2 separate regions of the Homo sapiens genome follow, and region 2 is linked to region 1. The links are chromatin loops, found by intact Hi-C in ENCODE. Cell type or tissue: dorsolateral prefrontal cortex. All regions are shown on one strand. Links, peaks and the distances in the headings refer to the core of each region. The heading gives the core; the rest is flanking DNA.

Evidence for each region. Hi-C counts contacts between places; a loop is a spot of excess contacts. Peaks named below come from ENCODE experiments on the same cell type or tissue, not always from the same donor. Only the 100,000 strongest peaks of a DNase experiment are listed, where the experiment ranks them.
Region 2: it touches region 1 in a loop (3-fold over the local background); 59 of 110 quality-filtered maps call a loop at or near these places.

The regions. Positions count from the first base shown.
Region 1 is chr3:69,667,202-69,675,565 of GRCh38, forward strand. No RefSeq gene overlaps it. Among named protein-coding and RNA genes, the nearest start is that of MITF, 68 kb to the right of the region's middle. In dorsolateral prefrontal cortex, for the core only: CTCF peaks have their summits at 4,086 (motif pointing left) and 4,286; no DNase peak of the experiment used is centred there.
Region 2 is chr3:69,428,384-69,436,747 of GRCh38, forward strand. It overlaps a transcript of FRMD4B not described here. Among named protein-coding and RNA genes, the nearest start is that of FRMD4B, 46 kb to the left of the region's middle. In dorsolateral prefrontal cortex, for the core only: no CTCF peak of the experiment used is centred there; no DNase peak of the experiment used is centred there; H3K4me3 peaks cover 652 bases; H3K27ac peaks cover 2,275 bases; H3K27me3 peaks cover 792 bases.

The DNA.
Region 1 (8,364 bases), core at 339-8,338:
CACCATATTGGTCAGGCTGGACTCCAACTCCTGACCTCAAGTGATTCATCCGTCTCAGCCTCTCAAAGTGCTGGGATTACAGGCGTGAGCCACCACACCCAGGCCGTATTTTTATTTTTAAAATAAATATAGAATAGTACAAGGTTTCATTCTGATTTTTTTTTACTTTAGTTTTTCTCATTTACTGGAAGTTGGCACTTCTACTGATACAGCATCATCTTAATGATTCTGTAGTAGACAGCAGCCCAGCAGGGGATGCCTCATAAAGGAGTTGTAGGACTGGATTTTATGCCTGCACTGCACAGGTTTAAATCCTAGTTCTGCCACTTTCCAGCTACATAACGATGGAAAAATTACATATGTACCTCAGTTGTTTGTTGTATTTTTATTTTGTTTTTTTAAATCTGTAAGATGGGGCAAATAATAGTATGCACCTTAGAGGTTTTAATGTTTGTAAAGTACCTAGAATAATGCTTGGCACAAAGTTAATCCTATGTAAGTGTTTCAAAAATAATCCTAGAAGTCATTCTCTGTAGAGTTGAATCTACCTTACTTGGAACCAACTTATTATCATAACACTGAGTAACCTAATGTTCAATTCTTTAACCGTTTGATGAAGTAATAAAGAATAATTTCAGTACATTTTAAATTATTTATTTTAACCAGTTCATGGAGATGTTTACTTTCTAACTAAAGATTATGAAACTCCTCTCACTCCAGTGACCTTAACTTCTCATCTGTGCCTTTCACTAGCATTTCCCAAGATATGTTCTAAGGAACACTGGTTCTGCCTGTCAATACAGGCAATAACTGAAAAACGAAGAGGGGCTTCCAGGTTACATTTCGGAAATTCTTGATTAAACGGGTTATAATGGGGTATATTTTGTGCAGGCCTTTAACATGCAAGTCTGCATTGACAACTTCCAGCAAAGGGCATATTATGAAGTTGTCCCATCTTTTCTTTTCTCAGCACACTAGGGACTTGTGTTCTACCCAATATACTTTGGGGAACACTACTTGATACTTTGAACAACAATTTCAGTAGTACAATGCTTTGTTAATGGAGGGCTCATGTTATTCAAATTCCTGGTAATCTCAGACTCAGGCAAAAAAGTTTTTGGTTCACTTGTTTCTATAATTGTTTCTGGAATATCTTTCCCAATGGTTTCTTCTTCAGAATATAATGAATTTTCTATTTGTCTTGTGGCCTCTGGGCCTTCCTACCTGAGGATTGTGCAACATGGGTTCATAGTCAAGTAGCAAGAGGTACAGATGAGGGTGAGGTGAAACTGCAAGAGCCCCAAGGCGTTTTCTGAAAATTGTTACATGCGTTAGTTTTCTATGCTGTATAACAAATTACCAATTTAGCCACTTAAAACAACATGCTTTGTCTGGGGGCAGTGGTTCATGCCTGTAATCCCAGCACTTTGGGAGGCCGAGATGGGCTGATCATGAGGTCAGGAGTTTGAGACCATCCTGGCCAACATGGAAACCCCCATCTCTAATAAAAATACAAAAATTAGCTGGGTGTGGTAGCAGATGCCTGTAATCCCAGCTACCTGGGAGGCTGAGGTAGGAGAATTGCTTGAACCCAGGGGGCGGAGGTTGCAGTGAGTGGAGATTGCACCACGGCACTCCAGTGCCCACAAACAAAAAAACCCACCATGCTTTATTATCTCAGTTTCTGTGTGTCATAATCTGAGCATGGCTTAACTGGTTTGGAGTTAAGCAATGGAGGGGTTGGCTGGGGCTGAGGTGTCATCAGAGGCTCAAGTGGGAAAGAAATGGCTTCCAAGCTGTGAAGGTTGTTGGCAGTACTCATTATTACTCAGCTGTAAAAATTATGGCAGTGTCCTTCTTCAAAGGACAAGCTCTCCCCATTTTACTAGGACAGATTCTTATGTAATAAAACATTATCACAAAGTTGACATCTCATTACTGTTGCCATATTTATTGGTTAGAAACAAGTCACACATCCTGGATTTGCTAAAGGAGAGGAAATTATATAAGGTATGGAGCATTGGGAGTCACTGTGAGGCGTGTCTGTCACTGTACATTTTCTAAAATCCTGAATGGGACATTGTTTTCTTTGGCAGAGCTAATGGTTGCATTCCAGTTAATCCAGTTATTTCTTTAGTCATTTGTATCAACAGATACATTCTAGTTTTGTTTTTTTTTAAACGTGCCCTCTTTCTGAATCTATCGTATCTCTTTGACTAGATTTTAAAACTAAAAGGTAAGGATAACATCTCTGTGTATTCTTCATAGCTACTAGTGTGGATCTCAAAGTAGGCTTTTACTAAATGGTTGTTGCACACATGAATGAAGCTTTTGGCCTATGTTAGTTCACCCCTTCCAAGCTGAGTGATCTCTGGCAAATTGTTTAATTATTGTAAATCTCAGTTTCTTTAACTATAAAATGGGAATAATCATACTCCATGAAGAAATCTTGTAAAAGAGTAATTTGAACACTGTCACTCCTCTGTCCTCTGCTTTAAATCTTCAATGTCTCCCCATGCACTTGTAGTTGGTTCAGATTCCTCAATTTTGGCCTCTAGGCCCTACATGATCTGGCCTCTGCCCCTCTCTCTAACCCCATCTCCTGTCACTGTCACCCACTCAATAGGGTGGGCCACAGAGAACCCCTTAACTTGCCTAATTATCCCCAGTTCCTTCCTGCCTTGGTGCCTTTGCATTTGCTGTTCCTCAGCCTAGAATGTTCTTCTCCCAGATCATATCACCAATTTCTCATTCTTTTTTTTTTTTTTTGAAACAAGTTCTTGCTCTGTCGTCCAGGCTGGAGTGCAATTGCTAGATCATGGCTCACTGTACCCTTGACCTCCCTGGGTCAAGTGATCCTCCCAAGTAGCTGGGACCACAGGCATGCGCCACCATGTCCAGCTAATTTTTGGTAGAGTCTGGGTTTTGCCCTGTTGCCCAGGCTGGTCTCGAACTCCTAGGCTCAAGCAATCTGCCTGCCTTCACCTCCCAAAGTGCTGGGATTACACCACATCTGGCCATTTCTCTTTCGCATTATCATTCAGGATTCACCTCAGAAGTCAACAACTCTAAAAGGCTCAGCCAGACCACCTCCATTTGCCTGTGCAATTCATTACCCTTCTTTATTTTCTTTATAACAATGATCACTTCTGAAACTTGTACTATTTGTATATATGTTTCTTGTGTGCCTGTCCTTGCCAGAATGCAAGCTTCATAGAGGCAAGGACTTGGCTTCCTTTCCACTGGATCCTCAATTCCTAGCACAGGACCTGAGATATTTGTTAAATAAAATAGTGTTATTTTGTAATATATATGTAAATATATGTATATATTATGTATAAAAGCACAGTTCATGAGACATAATTTAAAATAGACAGACATATAAACAGAAGGTGGTATGAAAAATAAGTAGGAATAGTTTTATATTCAGGATAAGTAAAACTGGGGTTCTAGCCAGAACTGGTAAACTCTAAATTTCTTCTTCTAACCACTTGAATATTTTTTTCGTTGATCAGTACTCGGTTATCAGGAAAGGAAGATACCAGGCAAATAGATTGTAATTTAGTGCCTGGCACACATGAATAAAAGCAAAATCTAATGATATTGGAAATTCATGAGGCAAAAAGAAGTGATGAATCACCACCGTTCCATCCATAATTTTTTTTTTTTAAGAGATAGGGTCTCCCTATGGTGCCCACTGGTCTCGAACTATTGGCCTTAAGCAATCTGCCTGCTTTGGCCTACCGAAGTGCTTAGATTACAAGTGTGAGCCACCACACCCGGTCATTTTTTTTAATGATTTTTAGTGATGCAAATTCATTTCTATTACCTTAATCTATAATTATGATTGATTTATTGAAATAAACCCACTGGGATTTTTAGAAAAGCAATTCAAAATAATCATTTAATTTTGCTTTTCCAAAGGACTGAAACAATTAGTGTCAGCTGCAGTGTGCACTTATAAGAAGTGAAGAGTGCCTATATTTTTGCATATATTTGCTATGGCTTTTGAAAACAACTTTTGGGAAGATGGATGAGGGGAAGGAAGGTAGAAACTAGCAAAACTCTTTGTCAGACATTGCCATCTGCTGGTATATTCCCAAAATGCAACCCTGGACTCATTTCTTGTCAAAAATATAATTTAGGTGTTCCAAATTCCTCTGTTATTCAAATTCATGTAAAATCTGGGATTCAGATTCAAATTATGTTTGAAAATTAATGTATTATAAGTAAAATTTCAAGGTATTAGAACAACTGAATGAACGGTTTCTCTATTGTGCTGAAAAAATTCCAATTCCAGATTTTTAAAAAATCCTCATTAAAAAAGATCATCGTTATCGTTTAATCGTCTGCATGGGAATAAAGCAGCAAATTAAAGAGCCTGGAGCTCTACCCTCTCTGCAGTTTACTAGATTAGGGCTAAATTAGCTTAATTTGCTTGGTCAAGTGCCCATCACAGCACTCTCCCTTCACTCCATGTGGAGCTAATAAGAACTGACAAGTCTAAAATATGAGACTTGCCTTTGCTCAGCACTAACCCAGAGCCTGATGCTGACCATAGCCTTTAGTGTGTCCTAGTCTGCATCTACTGCAGACATGGTCGGCAGCAGCACAGGACTTGGCTGGTGTTCAGGCCACAGAGAACTGTGAAGGGAGCTGACTGTTCCTGTGATGATGGGTCACAGCACAACAGCAAAGGGAGTTGACTGTTCCTGTGATGATGGGTCCACAGATGGGGAGGCAAAGCCGGGAATTGTACCTGATGGCCATGCTGGCTGCCCTTCTATGGGATAAGCCCCAGCCAAACGGGTTGGCGTGAATATTCTGGACTGGACTTTTCCCGATTTCAGATCTTCCCTGAGTTGGAAAGCAAATGCACTTTCCCCAGGGTTAATGGGGTTTTACTAACAGCTGTGATGATCTTCCTTAAAGTTAGCATCCTGCAGTCTTTACAAGAGCTTGCTTTCTATTTTAATTTAAGTGTGTGTGGGTTTCAATTGACTGTCACCGCTTGGGATGCCATAGGGTGTTCGATGGAGTCTACTTAAACAGATGTGAGTTCCAACATACCTAGCTCCTTATCAGTTAGGTGACCCCATGCAAGCTACTGATGGTGGTGACCCTGAGTTTTGTACTCAAGATTTAACTTCAAGTTCATATATAACCTCATGTGTGGACTTAGGAAGTTCATGAACACCCCCTTGAAAGTATATGGGTTGTGTATGAGTTTGTATCATGTGGTTATACACATTTTTGTTCCTAAGGCATCCCTAAGCTTTCATCAGATTTCTAAAGTGGCCTATAACTTCTCTCCATGCTCCCAAAAAGTTCAGACTTTCTGTGATTCTGCTATTAAATGATGATACTAATGGCATAGAATTCACAGGGGTTGTTGTGAGGATAATTTAAAGTGGGTAAAAAATCACAGGCAGTGTGCCTGATACCTGTAAATATTAGTTTAGATGAGGGTATCAGAGCAGAGGTCAAAACTATTACTAAACTTAAGAGCCACAGTAAGTGTAATTTGGACTTGCTGTGAATGAACTTATTGGGAATCACTTAATGACTAGCAGCACCCTTGTGACCCACTGCAGTGTAATTCCTTCAATTGGTCTGATGATGTTATTGGTATTATCCTCACTGGGCCTGATTTTCCTGAAGGGAACTGAGCTGTGTGACCTTCGATGAGTTCAGATTTTTACCAACAATCTTCGATTATCAAAAGCAGAAGAAAATGCTTCTGTGTGAAATCAAAGGCTTTCAGGTAAATATAAGGGTTTAGAGAGTACATCTTCTATTATGTACTTAGTGAGGAAATTAGATAATGTTAAGGTAGATGCTTGATAAACATTCATTCCCATTCACTATTTTTTTATTTTTTATTATTTATTTATTTTATTTTTTAACACAAGGTCTCATTCTGTTGCCCGGGCTAGAGTGCAGTGGCACAATCTCAGCTCACTGCACCCTCCACCTCCTGGGCTCAAGCAATCCTCCTGCCTCAGCCCCCCAAGTAGCTGGGACTACAGGTGTGAACCACTACACCCAGCTAATTTTTGTGTTTTTTGTAGAGACAGGGTTTCACCATGTTGCCCAGGATAGCCTTGAACTCATGAGCTCAAAAGCGATCTGCCCGCCTTGGCCTCCCAAAGTGCTGGGATTACAGTCATGAGCCACCATGCCTGGCCCTCATTCTCTATTTAGGAAAAATGGTTTCATAAGAGAAATCCAGCCCCTACTAAATTTATCAAGTTTTATTTGATGGCTAATGTTGAAAATTCTGTTTCATTACTCAGGGAAAGCAAGTATTAAGGAGTGAAAAAGGCATTGACTTGGAAATCCAAAACACCTGATTTTAAGTTTCATTTACTAGGGATGATCTTGAGATATGGTTTTGGAGAAGACTCCAATTCTTCATCTATGAAATGTGGATTTTAAATTCCACATTATTAAAAGAGTCACTGAAATAACCAAGCACGTGGGAATACTCAACAGATGGCAACTAGATATGTGAAGTAAGAGAGTTCCTGCCCTCACAGCACTCACAATCTTGAGAGAGGAGAAAGGAATATGTCAAATACTTGCCAGATTGTCCCCTCGAGAAACATGGGGCATTTATCAACCCATCCAGACCCCAGGGCCATTAACTCCTAGCAGGATGAGAGGTCCACACACAGTCAGGGAGACAGCACTGACACAGAAAGAAGGAGGAGGAGGTGCAAGCTTGGGGCAGGATGCTGCAAGCACAAAGCAAGGTTGAGGGCACAAAAGGTCCACTTCAGCTTCGGCTGAAGTCAGACGTGGGCTTAGGGGGTGGGAAGCAGGGCATGATAGGTTTCTGCTACATTGGGGTGGGCATATTTCGTAAAGAGTGGCCACAGATGGATTCCTGAAGGAGGAGATCTTTTCTTTTCCTGTTTTTTTGTTTGTTTGTTTGTTTTTTGAGACAGGATCTCATTATGTTGCTCAGGCTAGCCTTGAACTCCTGACCTCAAGTGATGCTCCTGCCTTAGCCTCCCAAGGAGCTGGGATTATAGGCCTGCACCACCTTTAAACAGTGATCTGGGTGCTAAGAAGGGACCACTTTTGTAAGACGCATGCAAAAGAGTTCCACGCAGAGGAAACAGCAAAAGGAAAGTGCAAAAAGCCATGAGGCAGAAACAGATGTTGAATTTAAGATGCAGTGGGAGAGCAGGAGAGTGGAAGAAGACCAGGCCCTCAGCGCTTGCTCCTCCCTCTGTCTGAAAATCTCCTCCCATATCCCCATGGCTGTTCCTTGTGCTCACGGAGTCTTCACCTGACCGCCTTATATAAAACTGCTCACCTTACGCCGGCCCCCACCACTCTACTTCCCTACTGTGGATAGCAGGTTGAATGTGGTCCCCCAAAAGATATGTCTGCATCTTAATCCCTGGAACTTGTAGATGTAATCTTCTTTTGGGAAAAAAAAAGTTTTTGCAGATTAAGCTAAGGATCTCAAAATTAAATCATCTTGGATTAATGAGATGGACCCTTAGTCCCATGACAAGTATCCTTACCAGAGACACAGAGAGAAGAGGAGAAAGCAATGTGAAGGTGAAGCAGAGATTGGCGTTATGTGGCCAGAAACCAAGAAACAGCTGGAGCCACCAGAAGCTGGAAAAGGCAAGGAAGGAGGGTGCATGGCCCTGATGACTCCTTAATTCAGACTTCTTGCCTGCAGAACTGTGAGAGAATACATTTCTGTTGCTGTAATCCACCCAGTTTGTGGTCATTCATTACAGCAGCCACAGGACACTAATACGCCCTGCCCAACCATGTGACGTATTTGTGTCTTTGATTATTTTCTGGGTCCTCCCACTATATAATGAGCTTTACTGGGGCAGGGACTTTGTCTTGGTTGCTGCTTTGTCCCCAGACAAGTGTTGCCATTTTCTACCAATTCTGTCTTTTGAAGTTGCCCTCTTAAATAGCAAAGCCAAACCCAATACCTTCTCCTGCCTTCATTAACAGAAAGAATAGCTGTGCTTCTACTTTTTGGATAGAGCTAGGCTCAGAGTGAAATCATATATCAGGAAGGAAAACAGAAAACACACTAGGTATTTTAATAGAGGAGATTTAGTATAGGGTATTAGTACACAGACACTGCAGAACTTAAAAGGCAAAAAGTGGGCCGGGGTGGTGGCTCATGCCTGTAATCCCAGCACTTTGGGAGGCCGAGGCAGGCATATCACCTCAGGTCAGGAGTTCAAGACCAATCTGGCTAACATGGCGAAACCCCATCTCTACTAAAAATACAAAAATTAGCCTGGCATGATGGCAAGCGCCTGTAATCCCAGCTACTCGGGAGGCTGAGGCATGAGAATCTCTTGAACCCAGGAGGCG
Region 2 (8,364 bases), core at 210-8,209, 240 kb before region 1:
AAGTGTTAACTCTTTTAATCCCCAGCAGAACTAGGAGGTACTATGATTTGGCAGTTGGCTGGTAATTTGTTGCTTCTTAATTTGCACCACTAAAGTTAGGTGCATGAGGCATCATTTAAAAGGAAAATAGATTTTTTTTCTTTTAAAAATATTGTACTTTTGTTTTAGATCCTGAGACTACTAAGAAATTTTAACTGATTGTCACTAAAATGTATTATGGTGGTATTTTAAACTATTAACACTTTTTCTTTGGAAAAACCAGGAAAGTTTTCCTCTTCTTAACATTAAAAAACACTGTGGTAAAGTAGATAAAACAAAAATTCATCATTTAAACCATTTTTAAGTGTACAGTTCAGTGGTATTAAGTACATTCACATTGTTGTGCAACCATCACTCTCATCCTTCTCTAGAACATTTTCATTATCTCAAACTGAAACTCTGTGCCCACTAAAATGTAACTCCCCATTCCCTCTTCCCTACAGCTCTTGGCAACCACCACTCTGCTTTCCATCTCTATGAATGTGACTACACTAGGTAGCTCATACAAGTAAGATCACACTGTATTCATCCTTTTGCGACTGGCTTATTTCATATAGCATAATGCCCTCAAAGGTCATCCATGTTGTAGCATGTGTCAGGATTTCATAATACACACCATTTTGGCAGCTTTTTTCCCTCTGTTACTTAATACCTTTGAGAGATCTACCCTGACACTTTTTAAAGGTCAGAGTGTTCTATTAGATGGAAGTACCATCATTTATCCACTTCTCTCCTATCAACAACCATACAAATTGCACCCATAATTTTGCTATTATAACAATGCTAAAGTGAACACACTTGTGCATATATCATTTTGTATTTGTGCCAGTTTATCTGGAAGATAAATCCCTAAAAGTTATGTTACCTGGTCAATAAGAATGTGCATTTAGAATTTTGATAAGTATTGCCAAGTTAACTTCTAAAAATATTGCCCCTACTGGCATTCTCATCAACAGTATATGAGAGCCTTTTTGTCCATATCCTTCCAATGACGAGTATTTAAAATATTTTTTTGTCCTTGCCAGTCTCATAGGTGACGAGCATGGTTATTTAAAATAGATATCCCGACACAAAGAAAAGATAAATATTCAAGGTGATAGACATCCCAATTACCCTGATTTGATCATTACTCATTGTATACATGTATCAAAATAACATATGTATCCCTAAAACGTGCACAACTATGACATATCAGTACAAAATCCACACACATGAAATAAAACAGGTATAAGGGAGGACTTGCTGGTATGCAACGCGGGCAGAAGGGTGCTTGGGTGAAATTTGAGGGCATCAGAATCCTCCTCTGGTCTCTATTTGGAGACCTCTTCTTTTTTTTTTTTTTTTTTTTTTTGAGGCGGAGTCTCACTTACTCTGCTGCCCAGACTGGTGTGCAGTGGCATGATCTCTGCTCACTGCAACTTCTGCCTCCTGAATTGAAGTGATTCTCCTGCCTCAGCCTCCCAAGTAGCTGGGATTATAGGCATGCACCACCACGTCTGGCTAATTTTTGTATTTTTTTGTGGAGACAGGGTTTCATCATGTTGACCATGCTGGTCTCAAACTCCTGACCTCAAGTGATCCACCCACCTCAGCCTCCCAAAGTGCTGGGATTACAGGCATGAGCCACCATGCCCGGGCCTGGATGACTCTTCTTATTGATCCAAGGCAGAGAATGGTATTCTAGTACAAACGGGACTAGAAAGAGTTCTGCTTGGTACTATAATCAGGACTGATATTGAGTAGGAATGCACACATACAGCTATGCTTAGTTAAGATATTGACAATTCCACCATAGTGGTTGGCAACTGACCAGTCCCTGAGCCCCATTCTTGAATCCCAGCCACCTCCCCACAATCCAGCACCTCAAGGGTAAAACGTACTGCCACAAGAGGCCCTTTCAGACCCTGCCCAGCACTATGGGCAAGGCCTATTTAGGCTGATCCTTATTTGTGCTGAGAGGCTGTTAATAGTTTCAATATTGCTCCTGCCTACCTGGGTCTAACTTTTTGTAAGACTCCCTTCTATTTCTGAGCCTCTAGCACTGTTGTAAAGATGTTGTCTGTCTATTTCAGTTACAAGATCCTGTCTTTCTCATTCATTCTTTCACTCTCAAAATGTTTACTGAGTACCTCGTATATGGCAATTGCTGGACCAGGATCCCAGAATATTACTGTGAAGAGGGCAAATGCTGTCCCAGGCCTCAGGGAACTTATACACCAGGAGAGAAGGCAGGTGAAAAGTAACTGAAGAGACAAATTAATTCATGGTAGTAACGAGTGCTATAAAGAAAACAGGGAAGGCTCTAAAGGTGAGTTAATGAATGACTGACTTCTGCCCTCATTGCGTATCTGTGCATCCTCTCTTAAACCTACTTCAAATAATCAAGTTCAGCACCTATCAGACTGGCAAGGATGAAACAACTTTGGAATACTCCTTGTTGCAGGGATATGGAAAAATAGGCTCTCATATCCATTGTTGATGAGAATGACAGTAGGGACAATATTTTTGGAAGCTCACTTCTCAGAGGGGGCTCCTTTAGTAGAGAAGCCAGAGAAGCCCCGGTCTAAGACTTAAAGGAAAAAGATACAGGAACAAGGGAGGGAAAGAGCCAGGCTGCATTGTGCAGTGGGTGCAAAAAATCCAAGTGGAAAATCGCTGCTTGTGTTTTAGAGGGAATCAAAGAAGGCAAGAATGAGGACAGGGAGCTAAGGAGGTGAGGCTAGAGACAATGTCTGGGACCAGGTCAAGTCTAGCCTTACAGATTACAGCAAAGAGTTTAAGATGGTCTTATTTGTAACTTAAGAAAAGTACTGCATCATTTAAGTCTGTATTCTCCAATGCTTCTTAAGGTGCTTGAATCAAGGAGACAATCAATAAGAGTTTGTTTGAGAAGTACACTGAGCCCCTGTAGCTTTTTTCTATCTGTGCCTGGCACCCATCAGTCCTGTGACAGCTGCTTGAACAGTACAAATATGCCCAGAGTTAAAGAACTGATATCTTCCACTTGCCCAACATCTGTTATGCTCTTCCACATCTTTGCCCCTTTAAAACAAACAACTGAAATTTCCATCCCTGAAGTACACTTTACTCAATGATAAAATCAACCAATAATTACTGAGCACTTTTTATGGGCTCAGCATTCTTTCAAGTGCTTTGCCTATATTGACTCATTTCATCTACTGAGCAACTCTATAAGGTAGGTTTTAATATCACCCGCATTTTACAGATGAGGAAACTGAGGCAAAGGGAGATTAATCATTTTGACCACAATTATGCAAGTGGTAGGTGGTAGGGCAAGATCTCCAGAGTCGACGTCCTTGACTGCTACATCTCTCCAGCAGGCGCCAGCATGTGGATTTGCAATCTTACCATTGATTTCATCAAAGGAAGCATTTTGAGACATAAAATGCTGTTCCTAACTGTTGCACATTTTACTCACGTGCAGTTCATAGTTGTGCATATTTTACATCAATGTCCTTCAAACCGTTTTTGCCTGTCAGATATGAACTTCTGAGAGCATCTCATGAAGAAACATTTTGAGATCTCATCTGGTTGTGTTGCCTACATGCCTGGCAGTTTGGTTTCTATAGCATTGCTATCATTATGACAATGCTTATGCAACTGTTCAAATATTCCATCCCCCTCTTATTATATTATAAAAAAGCAGTGGAAAATGGAAAATAAAACGCCAGTACTGATACTAAGGATACAAAGCTCTCCCTTACTCCAATTAAGCTAAAGATGAAAATCATTGCACTTATAAAAAGAATCAATTGTTTGCTTTGCTCAGTTGTCCCCTGGACTTAAGCTGGTGAAGCTGTTCAACTGCAAATAAAAAGAAAATACTTTTATAAATGCGTGTATAAATATTGGAAATATAGGAAATATGTCTAAGGCACAGCACAATTAGTACTTTTTTTTGTTTATTTTGCTCTGTGGGAAAAGACCTATAAAATGTAAGCATATCATTCAACTTTGGGGTGTTTGACTTTCATTTGAAAGTAGGGGAGTAACTTAATTTATTAATTTTCTTCATCATTTGCTAGTAATGTAAATATTTTGTTAATATGCCATATCATATATCATATAACATCCTGTCCAAGCCCCGCTTGACAAGTCAATGTGTACTCACATGCAAACACACATAAACTCACTTTTCTATTCTATCTAACATATCAAAGAGTTCAGCATTTACAGAAACGTCAACTTACCTTTAACTAGTAAGTATTCTCTTGCCTTTCTTTTGTTTTTACTGTAATAATCTTCAGATTTTGTTTGCTATGCATAGATGTCATCTTTTTCTTTCATACACTCTTTCTTCTGGATTTCTCATCAAAGCCTGTAATACAGAAGAGAGAAGCTCCTTAATTTCTGTAGGCACAGGAGGAGAAACTATAAATCTCAAGTCAGTGACACTTCTAATTTATTTCTAATTTTCCCCTGGCTGACTACAGTTTAATCACAGTTTTAGAAATTCACCTAATTCCATGAGATTTAGAATAGAGTTCTCTCGAAATACAGATGAAATTGAGGCTAGTCTCCTTAACAACTAAAGAGTTCATACCAATTTGGCTTCTTACAGGATGCATGTCACTGAATACACCGTTTTAGACTTCTACTGTCTCTGTAGGAGGAGATTCTGAAGTGCTCAAAGTTATCTACACTCAGTTGCAAAATCAGGGCTGTCAAAGTGGGAGAGAGAACTCAGTAATACATCCCCTCCGAAGCCATGTTTCAGAGTTACTGAAACCAGAATGGCATTCCTGAATCTTTTTTTAACAGATGTCAGTGTGGCGAGAATGAAACACGTCATGAATACTGATGAAATCTAGCGTGCATATCACGCCATAAGATATCCTCATTTATATGTATTTCTCATTCTCCCTACTACAGAAAAGAAAACAGCTTTTCCCCCAGAAGCTCCACTTCAGTCAATAAGCATGCTTCTCCTTTGTCACTTGTGAGGTCACACTGTTTCACACACACCCAAGTGTAAAAACAGGACAAGGAGGGAGGCAGAAGTGGCAGATGTGGTATCCCTTGTTCTGCCATGTGGTAAGTGAAACTCTCTGTGGCACCATCCGCTTGGCACCTCCCCACACCACCTGCCCCTCCACTCCCCCTGGATGTGCAAGGCATCTAGGTGCAAGATGGCACAAGAAGCAGGAAGTCAAGGGGATTTCCTCACAAACACCTTTGCCCTCTCTCTCCTTCCTGATGCCATGGAACAAAGTCATTTTTCTAGCAGGAACTCCATATTCAAGGAGCTTAACTCAAATGAGAGCACAGAAAGGAGAAAAGGTTGAGAGTTTCCTACAGGCAATAATTTTTAGTACCCCTTTAGGAGGAAAACATGTTGGGCATGGATAGTTATGGTTTGGGTAGTACTAAGATCAGTATGAAGGATTCTCACACCCAGTTATCCTCTTGGTCCTCATGATCTCTCAGTGAAACATTAGGCAAAAAGAGGATACACTAGAGATGTGTTTTAGTCTAAGCCCCCACTTTACAAATAAGATAAATGAGGTACAGAAAGAGAGAGAGAAAGCAACTTGTAAAATGTTACACAGGGCAGAGCTGGCACTGGAATGACTCAGTACATTTTCTGCCTTATCACGTCATCTCTCCACATCTTTCTTGTGTCTGCCCGGCGACAAAAGCTCCTTGAGGGATTAAGCCCTGTAAACAATGATATACCAAGCAGTGTCTAATGTCACGTGCAAAGAACTAGTTAAATCCCTTGCTTCTTTAGTGGGTGTTAACAAAGACTACACAGCTGCTGTCAACTTGGATCACAAAGGCAGAAAAAAGAGAAATAAACAGATATCTTCTGGTTGCCTTCAATAGCTACTATTTGTTAAGTGTCCAACATAAGCCATATGCTATGCCAGGCACATCACTTGTATTCTGCTAATGCTTCTAGAAACTCCAAAGATAATATGGATGCTATTATACTAGGAATACAAGGAAACCAAGTCAGGGAAATAGATACCTTGTCTGAGGTTACACACAACTGGTTAGTTCTCAGATTCCATTCCTGCCGGCAACAAGCAGCACTATAAACCAAAGAAATATGCATCTACTTGAAAACCCCAGAACCCAGGAATAGAAACAAAGTGGACAGTATTTGGAAGGAAACTAAAGAGAGAAACAAAGGAAAACTGAGATTAGAGCATCATGGGAATCTATTCTACAACTATTAACATGCAGGAGGGATATGTTTTAAGATCTACGAACACACCAAATATGCAAATATAATTAAAGCACTTGACTCCACCTATAAAATTTGGTACAAGATACTTGTGATATTGGGTATCTGGGAATGAGCAAAGAAATGTTAAGATCTCAATGAGTTGGGGTAGATGAGTTACAATCACGCACTATATTAGTTTGCTAGGGCTGCCGTAACAAAATACCAAAGACTGCATGGCTTACAGAACAAAATGTATGTTCTCACATTTCTGAAGGCTTAAAGTCCAAGATCAAGGTGTCAACAGAGCTGGTATCCTCTGGGGCCTCTCTCCTTGGCTTGCAGATGGCCACCTCTTTACATGGTCTTTCCTCTGTACCCAAACACCCCTGGTACCACTTTTTGTGCCCATATTTCTTCTTATAAAGACACCAGTCACATTGTATTAGGGCCCATCCTCAAGGCCTAATTTTAACTTAATCACCTCTTTAGAGACCCTATCCACATGCACAGTCACATTCTGAGGTACTATGAATTAGGACTTCACTATATCAATCTAAGGGCTGGCCATAATTCAGCCCATAACACTCACCAAGTGACTAGTTCTGGTACCGCAGAGATGAAAATCCAGACACCTGAAAAGTAACAACCTATCATCAACCTTCAGTGTCATTCATGAAGAGCTGAAGCCCTCTAATATTTGAATTCAAGTTCAGGAATCTAAGGGTTTACTATAGGTTTTAGGTTAAAAAAAAAAAAAGGAGAGGAAGGCCATTTAATAAACCTTGGTCATTATGGTGTAAACCAAGCATCACAAGACTATGCTTGCCAGTTAAATATAGCATGCTGCATATTTTTCTAAATAAAGTTTTATTGGCACACAGCCATGTCTATTCATTTATGTATTGATTGTCTATGGCTGTTAGCGAGCTACAACTGCAGAGTTGAATAGTTGTAACAGAAACTCTCTGGTCCACAGGGCTGAAAATATACTCTATCTGGCCCTTTACAGAGAAAGTTTGCTGGCCCTTTACAGAGAAAGTTTGCCAACTCCTGGTTTAAACTGTGTTAATCAGGTTTCTTTACAGTAGGGCTTTTCAAGGTCTTTCCAATCTTCAAGGGGAAGATATATAGTAAAATTGCATCTTACGTGGGAGGTAGTTTCTAAAGTCAGTTCAAAGTGAAAACTGTGTATAGTCAAAATGAACACTGGAAAATCCCTTAGGGAAAGTGCCAACATAGAGCCCAGCAACTACATCATCATGAATATAGCCAGTTTTTCCTTCAAAGTTGCAACAGATAAAATTTTCTTCAAGCACTACATAAAAGGCTCTATTTATGGGCCATTTGTATAAAAAGGTGCATATCTTTAGATAACAGAATCACTCTCAGCATAAGAGACTTGAGAAAACTGAGACCAATCAAAGGACAGGAGATTCAGTTACCACCTCCTACTCACTTGTTGAATTTGCAGAAGTTATGTATGCACTGGAAATGACTCTACTGGAGTTTGCTTCCTTTCTCAGCTTACTTCACCAGAGAGTTCCCCTCCCTCACTATTCTTATCCCATAGAAACCTCTAATATATGCAATCTCTAATGATAAATATCTAATAATAAAACCTCTAATAATGCAATCAATATTCTGTGGAGCACACTTTGGGAAATGCTGAAATACTAAAAAACGTAGGTGTTACGGATCAATCAATCAGACGGAAATATATACAATGCTTTCTTAACACTGATAATAAAAAAACTGTAGGATAAACCACAATGAGATACCATTTCACACCTACTAGGACGGATATTTGGGGAATGAAAGGAAAATAAGAAGTGTTGGTGAGAATGTGGAAAAACTGGAACTCTAGTGCATTGATGATGGGATTGTAAAATGGTGCAGCCACTATGAAAAGCTGTTTAGTAGTCTCTCAAAAGGTTAAATATAGAATTACCATATGATCCAGCAATTCCATCTCTGGGCAGATACCCAAAAGAATTGAAAGGAGGGCCTTGAACAGATATTTGTACACCAGTGTTCATAGAAACATTATCCACAATTACCAAAGGTGGAAACAATCCAAATGTCCATCAGCAGATTAATGGATAAACAAAATATGGCATATACATAACATGGAT